Linked DNA regions of Homo sapiens: all the other regions are linked to region 1. The links are chromatin contacts, found by Hi-C or POLR2A ChIA-PET in ENCODE. All regions are on one chromosome and are shown on one strand. The core of a region is the stretch at or near the end of the contact, and the rest is flanking DNA. Distances in the headings are between cores, read along the strand shown. Region 1 holds the start of MYOZ3-AS1 (MYOZ3 antisense RNA 1). Region 2 holds the start of RPS14 (ribosomal protein S14). Region 3 holds the start of IRGM (immunity related GTPase M).

Evidence for each region. A loop is a pair of places that touch in the nucleus more often than their neighbours do. ChIA-PET counts read pairs that join two places held with the same protein, here RNA polymerase II (POLR2A). Pooled maps may share reads with other maps.
Region 2: a loop to region 1 is called in a map of gastrocnemius medialis, with 2.2 times the contacts of the local background. The contact joins the promoter of RPS14 here to the promoter of MYOZ3-AS1 in region 1. A Hi-C loop is called at or near these places in 4 of 168 maps with a recorded cell type or tissue (GM13977, aorta, gastrocnemius medialis and 1 more) and 1 of 50 pooled maps. POLR2A ChIA-PET finds 5 or more read pairs at or near these places in 6 of 52 experiments (K562, OCI-LY7, RWPE1 and 2 more).
Region 3: a loop to region 1 is called in a map of adrenal gland, with 2.7 times the contacts of the local background. The contact joins the promoter of IRGM here to the promoter of MYOZ3-AS1 in region 1. A Hi-C loop is called at or near these places in 2 of 168 maps with a recorded cell type or tissue (A673 and adrenal gland), 3 of 37 single-sample maps with no recorded cell type and 9 of 50 pooled maps. POLR2A ChIA-PET finds 5 or more read pairs at or near these places in 2 of 52 experiments (WTC11 and activated naive CD4-positive, alpha-beta T cell).

What each region holds. Positions count from the first base shown.
Region 1 is chr5:150,671,219-150,674,197 of GRCh38, forward strand. MYOZ3-AS1 (MYOZ3 antisense RNA 1) reads right to left here and starts at 1,251. Exons shown (of 4, transcript NR_186487.1): 1 at 898-1,251. It overlaps MYOZ3 (myozenin 3), which reads left to right. Exons shown (of 7, transcript NM_001122853.3): 4 at 379-432; 5 at 537-690; 6 at 1,122-1,284.
Region 2 is chr5:150,448,139-150,451,117 of GRCh38, forward strand. It overlaps RPS14 (ribosomal protein S14), which reads right to left and starts at 1,601. Exons shown (of 5, transcript NM_005617.4): 1 at 1,565-1,601. RefSeq lists enhancers at 1,118-2,056, 1,670-1,989.
Region 3 is chr5:150,845,097-150,848,075 of GRCh38, forward strand. It overlaps IRGM (immunity related GTPase M), which reads left to right and starts at 1,425. Exons shown (of 2, transcript NM_001145805.2): 1 at 1,425-2,124; 2 at 2,613-2,979. RefSeq lists a silencer at 2,011-2,305.

The DNA of each region.
Region 1 (2,979 bases), core at 1-2,500:
CAAAACACCCGCCTTTGCTATGTGCCTAAGACAATGCTAGCTAAGCACTTTGCAGGTATCTCATTTAATGCTCATAGACCCCTCTGAGGAAGAGATCTTCATCACCATCATCCTCATTCTATCGAGAAGGACATTGAGGCTCAGGGAAATTAAGTATCTTGCCCGGACTCGGCATTACAATAGCAATTAACATATATCGAGTATTTCTCGGTCCCAGGCACTGGGTTTAGCGTTGTAAACTAGTAACTCATCCTTGTTCCCCGATGATGGGCGTTAGGATTCTTGCCTCCCCCCGACCTTTTTTTTTGGTGGAGGGAGAACCCTGGTCCCCTGCCCCGCTGAGCTTCTCTGCGGTTTATTCTACCCCCTCGTTCCCAGATGCTGGCCGGAAGCGCCAGGAGGAAGGTGACTGGAACAGCGGAGTCGGGGACGGTGAGCGTGGAGGGGAGCTCCCTGGAAGGGAAGCTGGGGGAAGGGGAGCGCGGCTGGGGGCGGGAGGTCGTCGGTGGCCTCTGAGAACCCGCCCCTGTGCCCAGGTTGCCAATGCCAATGGCCCTGAGGGGCCGAACTACCGCTCGGAGCTCCACATCTTCCCGGCCTCACCCGGGGCCTCACTCGGGGGTCCCGAGGGCGCCCACCCTGCAGCCGCCCCTGCTGGGTGCGTCCCCAGCCCCAGCGCCCTGGCGCCAGGTGAGTGGCCTCCTCGGGTCCCGGGACCAGGGCTGGGGGGCCTGAAGCATGGGTGTGCTCCCCATGGGGCAGGAAGAGCACCCAGAAGGCTAGTCCGCCCCCTTCCCCAACACACACGCGCACGCGCGCACTCCCCTCGCCAGACCACGAGCCGGAGGGGCGCCGCGCCCCAGGTCACACAGCGAGTCAGCCAAGGCCAAGACCAACCCGCGCTGCGAACTCGTGGCTTCCTCACTGCAGTCCTCCGTGTTTCCTGGGATGGGGAGGGGTCTCCTGTGCTGGAGCAACTGTGGCTTCCCATTCCCGCCGTCCTCTCCCCTAACTCCGATCTTCCCTCCTCCAACCGCGTCCGCGGAATGGGGGTGGGGCGAGGTGGGGTTGGGGGCTGAGGGTGGAAGAACGGAGGCGCTCCCTTCCCCCCGCGCCCCTAGGCTATGCGGAGCCGCTGAAGGGCGTCCCGCCAGAGAAGTTCAACCACACCGCCATCTCCAAGGGCTACCGCTGCCCTTGGCAGGAGTTCGTCAGCTACCGGGACTACCAGAGCGATGGCCGAAGTCACACCCCCAGCCCCAACGACTACCGAAATTTCAACAAGTAAGGCGGGGCGGGCAGCCCGGGGGACAGACCGGGAGGGGCGGGAAGCCAGTCACAGCCACAGCGGGAGCCTGCGTTTCCTGAGCACTTTCTGCAGGCCAGGCTCTGTCCCCAGCGCTTTCTATTCATTGACTGAGCTCTGGCTGGAACAGCGCCTCCGCACCTGGTAGGTGCTCAGTTAACGTGGGAGAAATGAAGAGTGAAGGTGCCGCACATCTTGGATATTCTCCAGGACATGGTGGGCGGGTGCTATGAGTTTTCCTGTTCTGCAGATGAAGAGGCTGCGGCTCAGGAATATGAACAACCCGGCCAAAGCCACAAAACAAGGAAGCACCGGCAGGGCCGGGATTCAGGTCTGGGTTTGTCTGACTCCAGAGCCCAGTGCCTTGTTCTCCATGGCTGCTGTGTGCTACCTCTTTGATGAACATCTAGATTTGTGTCCTTCTCTGAGGGGTCCCCAGATTTCAGCAGTTCGAGGCCAGCTCAGCTTTTCCTTTCACCAATGGCCTAGAAGAGGCCAACAAGGTAGCTTTGAGGCTGCCCCAAAGTGGAGAGTGGCAGTGAAACATTGGACGCCAGAGTGAGGGCCACAGCGCAGTGGCCTATATGGGTTTAGAGCGTGAGGCCTCCACGTGGACTTGAATGCAGACCCCAGGCCTGCCCGTGTTGACCTTGGGCAAGTGACTTAACCTCTCTGAGCCTCCATTGCCCCACCTGTAAAATGAGGGGTTTATAGTACCTGCTTCATAAAGTTGCTATGGAGATGACACGAGAAGCCATAGGTAAAGTTTCTGGCAAGTAAGACACTTGCAACAAACAATAGCTATTATTGTTGTTGTTGTTATTATTATTATTTGAGACGGAGTCTCACACTGTCACCCGGGCTGGAGTGCAATGGCGCAATCTCAGCTCACTGCAACCTCTTCCTCCTGGGTTCAAGCGATTCTCCTGCCTTAGCCTCCCTAGTAGCTGGGATTACAGGCGCCCACCACCGTGCCCGGCTAATTTTTTGTATTTTTAGTAGAGACAGGGTTTCACTATGTTGGCCGGGCTGGTCTCGAACTCCTGAACTCGTGATCCACCCGCCTTTGCCTCCCAAAGTGCTGGGATTACAGGCATGAGCCACCGCCCCCGGCGTATTATGATTATTATTTACAGCTGAGATGAAGTTTGGACAGGGGAGAGCTTGAAAGGGATACATTTACCATTCTGCACTGAGGGCCTGAAAACAAACCATAGGAATCAAGACAGGAGCTTGGCACTGGGGGAAGGCCTTGGGCTGAGGAGTGCATGTTAACTGCATTGGCTTCCTTGGTCTGGTGCTATTTTTGAATATGCTCCTCTGGTTTGGGCTGCATTTAGTGAGGAAAAGGGGAGTCCACAGAGAGGACGCCACGGTCCTGCTCTTCTGGCATTTGCTCAGACCACACGTGGAGACTGGGTCTGTCTAAGACAGACGGGTGGGCGCCAGAGCCTAGCTAGGCCTGGAAAATCAGCACATATGAGGAAGGGCTGAAGGAACTGGGGGTGATCTGCCTTGAGAAGAGACAGCTCCAGAGGGATGTGACTGCCCTCAAATATCTGAATAGGCAGAGACTTCCTGATGGGAAGAATTGGGCTTAGCATGCGCTGTGTGAGTCACGAGCCATTAACAGACATTCTGGAGTTCCCTGGCAGGCAGGACTGCCCTATCTC
Region 2 (2,979 bases), core at 351-2,850, 220 kb before region 1:
TGCATGAACTCCTCAGCTTAGAATTCAAGGGACCCTTACCAACACAGCCCTCAAGCCTCTCATCTCCTGTTTTCCTGTGCTCCACCTGATCCCTTCAAAATGTTCAAAAATGCAACTGATTTGACTCCCACAACTATTTAGAACTAAATCTTTGTCACCAACATCAAATATCAAAGGCACTAAAATATATCCAAAAGGCAGGCTAATGGAAAAGACCCATCTCAGAAATCTGATGGGTCCTGAGACTAAATAACTCTAACCTATTATGACCTTCATAATAATTGCAATCATACTGTCACAAGATCTAAGGGAGAGAGAAACTGACAGGAGGAAGGCGGGTGAGAATGAATGAGAAAGTGGAAGGCTAGGATAAGACTGCTTCCGGCCTAAAGCCCCAGGCCTTCTGAACCTCCTGGTGTTCAGAACAATTTAACATTTTCAGAAGACACTAACACTAATCGATATCCTGCAGATGGTGAAGATAGAGAGTGTCTCAGCCTATGGTCACAGTAAAGACAGTGGCAAAACCAAACATAGAAACAACGTGTCCTGACTCCCAGCCCAGCACTCTCTGCCTCCTGCCAAGATGCCTCTACACCACAAATAACTACCCTAGTCTGTCTCAGGTGTTCCTAGATCTCTCCTCTGCCTTCCCTATATAAACTTTAGTTAAGTGTGTGACCACAGTAAGTACTTCAAGTGTAAGTCTTGGGTGTACGAAGTTAAATGTTCCTATCTTCAAATCAGACCAATGAGCACGACCCAGTGCGTTAACTATTGTAAGGAACGCGCCACAGGAGAGAAGCCCAAAGTTCTGCCTCGAGAAGCATAGAAAGGCTCCAGCATATCTCAAATACGTAAGCATGAGTATGTTTCGGCATGATGGCCATTCAGTAAATGCCAATTTGCAGTTTCTCCGTTCCTAACATCCCCTAAAGTAACGAGCAGAGTGGTCATCAGGAGTATATAAACGCAGGGCAAGCGCACAGCAAACATTGGTGCTGGGCCCTGAGCGCCCAGAACTTGCAACGTGCCCGACTCAGCAACGGAAAGAATCGCCCAGATTTAGAAGCATCCAACATAGTGCGAGAGTTTTCCCTGCTTTCCTTCTTTGAATGATCACTACAAACCCATGGGATCGGTGCTATTGTTATTCCTATTTTGCAAACGAGGAAACAAACGAGATTAGGCGTGGGCCTGCGATCACCAAGAAAAAAGTTTGGCGAGGTAGAGGCGGGAGCCCACGTCTGTCCCGGGTTCCCTCAACTACGCTGTGCAGCTCAAACGCGGCCGTGGCCGTGGCCGTATTGCGGGGCCGAGGCCTTAAAAGGCTGGACCCGCACTCACCCTTACTTCACAAGCTCCTCCCTGAAAGCAAAACGGGCCTTCTGAGACCAGGAACGAACTCAATCCCGAGTTGGCCAGGATCCAGGTGGGCCAGCCGCGCGTCTCTTGCCCGGCACCTAGCTCGGTTCCCACGGAAAGACCCCCGTCTCTCGTCCCAAGCCCCACAGGGTCCCCTCGCCGCAGGATGCCCCCCGATTGTCGCGCCCGGGCCTCCTACCTGCACGTCGTCTCCAGACTCCACACCGGAAAGAGAGAGTGGGAGGGGGCGGAGCGACGGGGGTCACTTCCGTGTCCCGGAAGTATACCTCTGAGGTCACGGGGCGAGGTCGGGTTCCGGAAGACGCCGGCATTATTCCTCCCAAAGAGTTTAAGACTCGTCATAAGGAAAGACGGTTTATTACTTAAGGGAGAGCGAAAAGAGGTAGAGGGCTGGTTGTCGCTGCGAGCGGGTCGGCCTAAGCGACAGTACGAAGCGGCTACACCCGCGGGGTGAGGTGGGCCTGTATTCCATGATGGCGGTGGTCGTGGCTAGACAGACTTCCGCCATCCTGACTCCCGCCCTGGCAGCCTTGGAGCGGCAGCGCCCCTTGTGTGGAGCAGGGGAATAACAACAACAAAACGGCCTTAATTAAAGCTAGGGTGGCGCCGGCCTGTGGTCCCAGTTACTCAGGAGGCTGAGGATCGCTTCGTCCAAGTAGTTCGAGGCCAGCCTAGGCAACATAGTCGGGGAAAACACACCGTAATCACTTACTTTGGCATATTATATAATGGGCAAAATAAGAATAAATTATTCAATATGTATTTTCAGACCGGTCTGGGCTAAACAGTTTATATGCATTGCTTCATTTACTCCTCAAGACATTATCAAATAATTTTGATTTCCCTCTTACAGATAAAGGATGTTAACTGAGAGCACACCTTTGCAGAAGGGTTTGGAATTCTAGCTTCAAAGCCCTCGTGTTTAATAGCTACTTCCACATAGCCCTCTAATAACAATATACATGTATATATTTCGACCGAATCTTGTTCTGTAGCCAAGGCTGGAGTGCAGTGGCGCAATCTCGGCTGACCGCAACCTCTGCCTCCCAGGTTCAAGCTATTCTGCCTCAGCCTCCCAAGTAGCTGGGACTACAGGCGCGTGCCACCACGCCCGACAAATTTTTTGTGTGTGTGTATTAGTAGAGACGGGGTTTTACCGTGTTGACTAGGGTGGTCTGGATTTTCTGACCTCGTGATCCACCTGCCTCGGCCTCCCAAAGTGCTGGGATTACAGGCGTGAGCCACCGTGCCCAGCCTCTAATAACAATATTGAAGGACCTTGAAGGCTTGGGAGAATATGTCGGAGCTGTGGGGAAGGGCCAAGAAGTGTACCTCACAGAGCTAGGCAAGCGGTAGATACATTTTATCTATGTACTATATGTAATATTTATATGGAATATATATAGTATTTTTGTATTACATACTATATAAATATTATAAATATATTTTAAATATATAAATATATCCCGTGGCTCCAGCCTGGGTGACACAGCGAGACCCTGTCTCAAAAAAAAAAAAAATTTATTCTGCTAAACTGAAAAACTCAACATACCTTCTTTTTTTTTTTGAGACGGAGTCTGGCTCTTGTTGCCC
Region 3 (2,979 bases), core at 175-2,674, 170 kb after region 1:
GGGCCTGTGCACAGAATGCAAGTAAGTGTATGTGTGCATGCCGAGGGTGAGTGAGAGTGTGTGTGTGGGGGGGTAAGTAAACATGGCTGGGCATGGGTGAGTGTGCACACCAGGTATGAGTGGCTGTGTGCAGTGTTGTGTGTGTTCACAATGAGTGTGTGAAACAGACCTGCCAGGCCATGCTAGTGAGAGGTGACAGCATGCTGGCAGCCCTCGCAGCCCTCGCTGGCTCTCGGAGCCTCCTCAGCCTTGGCGCCCACTCTAGTGGCACTTGAGGAGCCCTTCAGCCCGCCGCTGCACTGTGGGAGCCCCTTTCTGGGCTGGCCAAGGCCGGAGCTGGCTCCCTCAGCTTGTGGGGAGGTGTGGAGGGAGAGGCACGGGCAGCAACTGGGGCTGCGGGCGTCGCTTGCGGGCCAGCACGAGTTCCGGGTGGGCGTGGGCTCAGCGGGCCCGCGCTCAGAGCAGCCATCCGGCCCCGATGGCCCCTGGCAGTGAGGGGCTTAGCACCTGGGCCAGCAGCTGCTGTGCTGGATTTCTCCCCGGCCTTAGCTGCCTCCCCGCAGGGCAGGGCTTGGGACCTGCAGCCCGCCATGCCTGAGCCTCTCTCCCCTGCCCCACTCCGTGGGCTCCTGCACAGCCCGAGCCTCCCCTATGAGCGCCGCTCCCTGCTCCACGGCGCCCAGTCCCATCCACTGCCCAAGGGCTGAAGAGTGCAGGCGCATGGCCGGGGACTGCCAGGCAGCTTCACCTGCGGCCTGGTGCAGGATCCACTGGGTGAAGCCAGCTGGGCTCCTGAGTCTGGTGGGGACTTGGACAACATTTATGTCTAGCTAAGGGATTGTAAATACACCAATCAGCACTCTGTATCTAGCTCAAGGTTTGTAAACACACCAATCAGCACCCTGTGTCTAGCTCAGGGTTTGCGAACACACCAATCGACCCTCTGTATCTAGCTAATCTAGTGGGGACATGGAGAACTTTTGTGTCTAGCTCAGGAATTGTAAATGCACCAATCAGCACCCTGTGTCTAGCTCAGGGTTTGTGGATGCACCAATCAGCACTCTGAGCCTAGCTAATCTGGTGGGGACTTGGAGAATCTTTATGTCTAGCTAAGGGATTGTGAATGCACCAATTGGCACTCTATATCTAGCTCAAGGTTTGTAAACACACCAATCAGCACCCTGTGTCTAGCTCAAGGTTTGCAAATGCACCAATCTATACTCTGTATCTAGCTAATCTAGTGGGGAGGTGGAGAACTTTTGTGTCTAGCTCAGGGATTGTAAACACACCAATCAGCACCCTGTCAAAATGGACCAATCAGCTCTCTGTAAAACAGACCAATCGGCTCTCTGTAAAATGGACCAATCAGCAGGATGTGGGTGGGCCAGATAAGAGAATAAAAGCAGGCTGCCCGAACCAGCAGTGGTAACCTGCTCAGGTCCCCTTCCATGCTGTGGAAGCTTTGTTTTTTTGCACTTTGCAGTAAATCTTGCTGCTGCTCATTCTTTGGGTCCACACTGCCTTTATGAGCTGTAACACTCACCGTGAAGGTCTGCAGCATCACTCCTGAAACCTGTGAAACAACGAACCCCCCGGGGAGAAACGAACAACTCCAGACTCGCCGCCTGAAGAGCTGTAACTCTCACTTCGAAGGTCTGCAGCTTCGCTCCTGAGTCAGTGAAACCACGAACCCACCGGAAGGAAGAAACTCTGAACACATCCAAACATCAGAAGGAACAAACTCCGGACACGCAGCCTTTAAGAATTGTAACACTCACCGCGAGGGTCCGTGGCTTCATTCTTGAAGTCAGTGAGACGAAGAACCCACCAATTCCGGTAGGAGTAGGAAATCACATCACCTTCTTTTAATCAGTCTCAAATACCTGGCCCCTTGTGGAACCTGCAAGAGCCAGGTTTGGCGAATGCAATGATAAGCAATTGTCTAATCACTGCCTTGAAAAAGAGCAGAGCATTTGAGTATGCTGTCTCCTCCTCTCCCTCACTTCAGTTGGGCCCAACATGACAGTCTTAATGGAAGCTCGGGGGTCAAAGGCTGGTGGCTTACTTCACGTATATTGCAGCATTTCAGTACTGCTCTGCACGTGTGCTCCCCCGCCTGATGAGGTAAGTGTTAAACAGGGATGATCACAGCTTCAAGTAAGCAATGGGAATTGGATGTTTTATGTCCTCTGGCGCCATCTTCAGCAGAGAAATATATAGGTCACTTTTACTTGTCTGGTTTTGGTCTTGAAATATGTACTGAAACTTGTGAAGGAGCAGACCTATATTAGGATAGAGTAAAAGAGGGAAAGACAAAAACCTCTTGGGCTTTTCAGGAGACTTGGTTCATTCTCTGCTTTTCAAGCCATCTCATGGCCACATGCCTGCTTTGGAGGCTGACTCGGAGGCACAACCGGCCTCAGGGCGTTCCTCAGGGACCCTACCTTTCTTGCTCCCTGAAGAAATGTGCACATTGCTTGAATAAAAACAATCAAAGAACACTCAGTCAAGATCGTCTGCTGCAGTCTTCGTTGAGGGCTGGGGATGCTAAAAGTCAGATGATTCATGTGTACCCTGTCCATCCTAACTCACCTGCTCTTCTACTTCCGCAGCTTACTCCAGTGCCCACAGATACGACAGAGTGTCCCAAGTGCCCCTCACACTCTATTAGCTGCATCCTTAACCTCTTTTTGCCACACCATAAGCATTGGGTTTTGTTTGTTTTGAGATGGAGTCTTGCTCTGTTGCCAGGCTGGAGTGCAATGGCGTGATCTCAGCTCACTGCAATATCTGCGTCCAGGGTTCAAGCGATTCCCCTGCCTCAGCCTCCTGTATTAGCTGGGACTACAGGCGCACACCACCACGCGCAGCTAATTTTTTTGTATTTTAGTAGAGAAGGTTTCACGATGTTGGCCAGGATGGTCTCAATCTCCTGACCTCGTGATCTGCTCGCCTCGGCCTTCCAAAGTGCTGGGATTA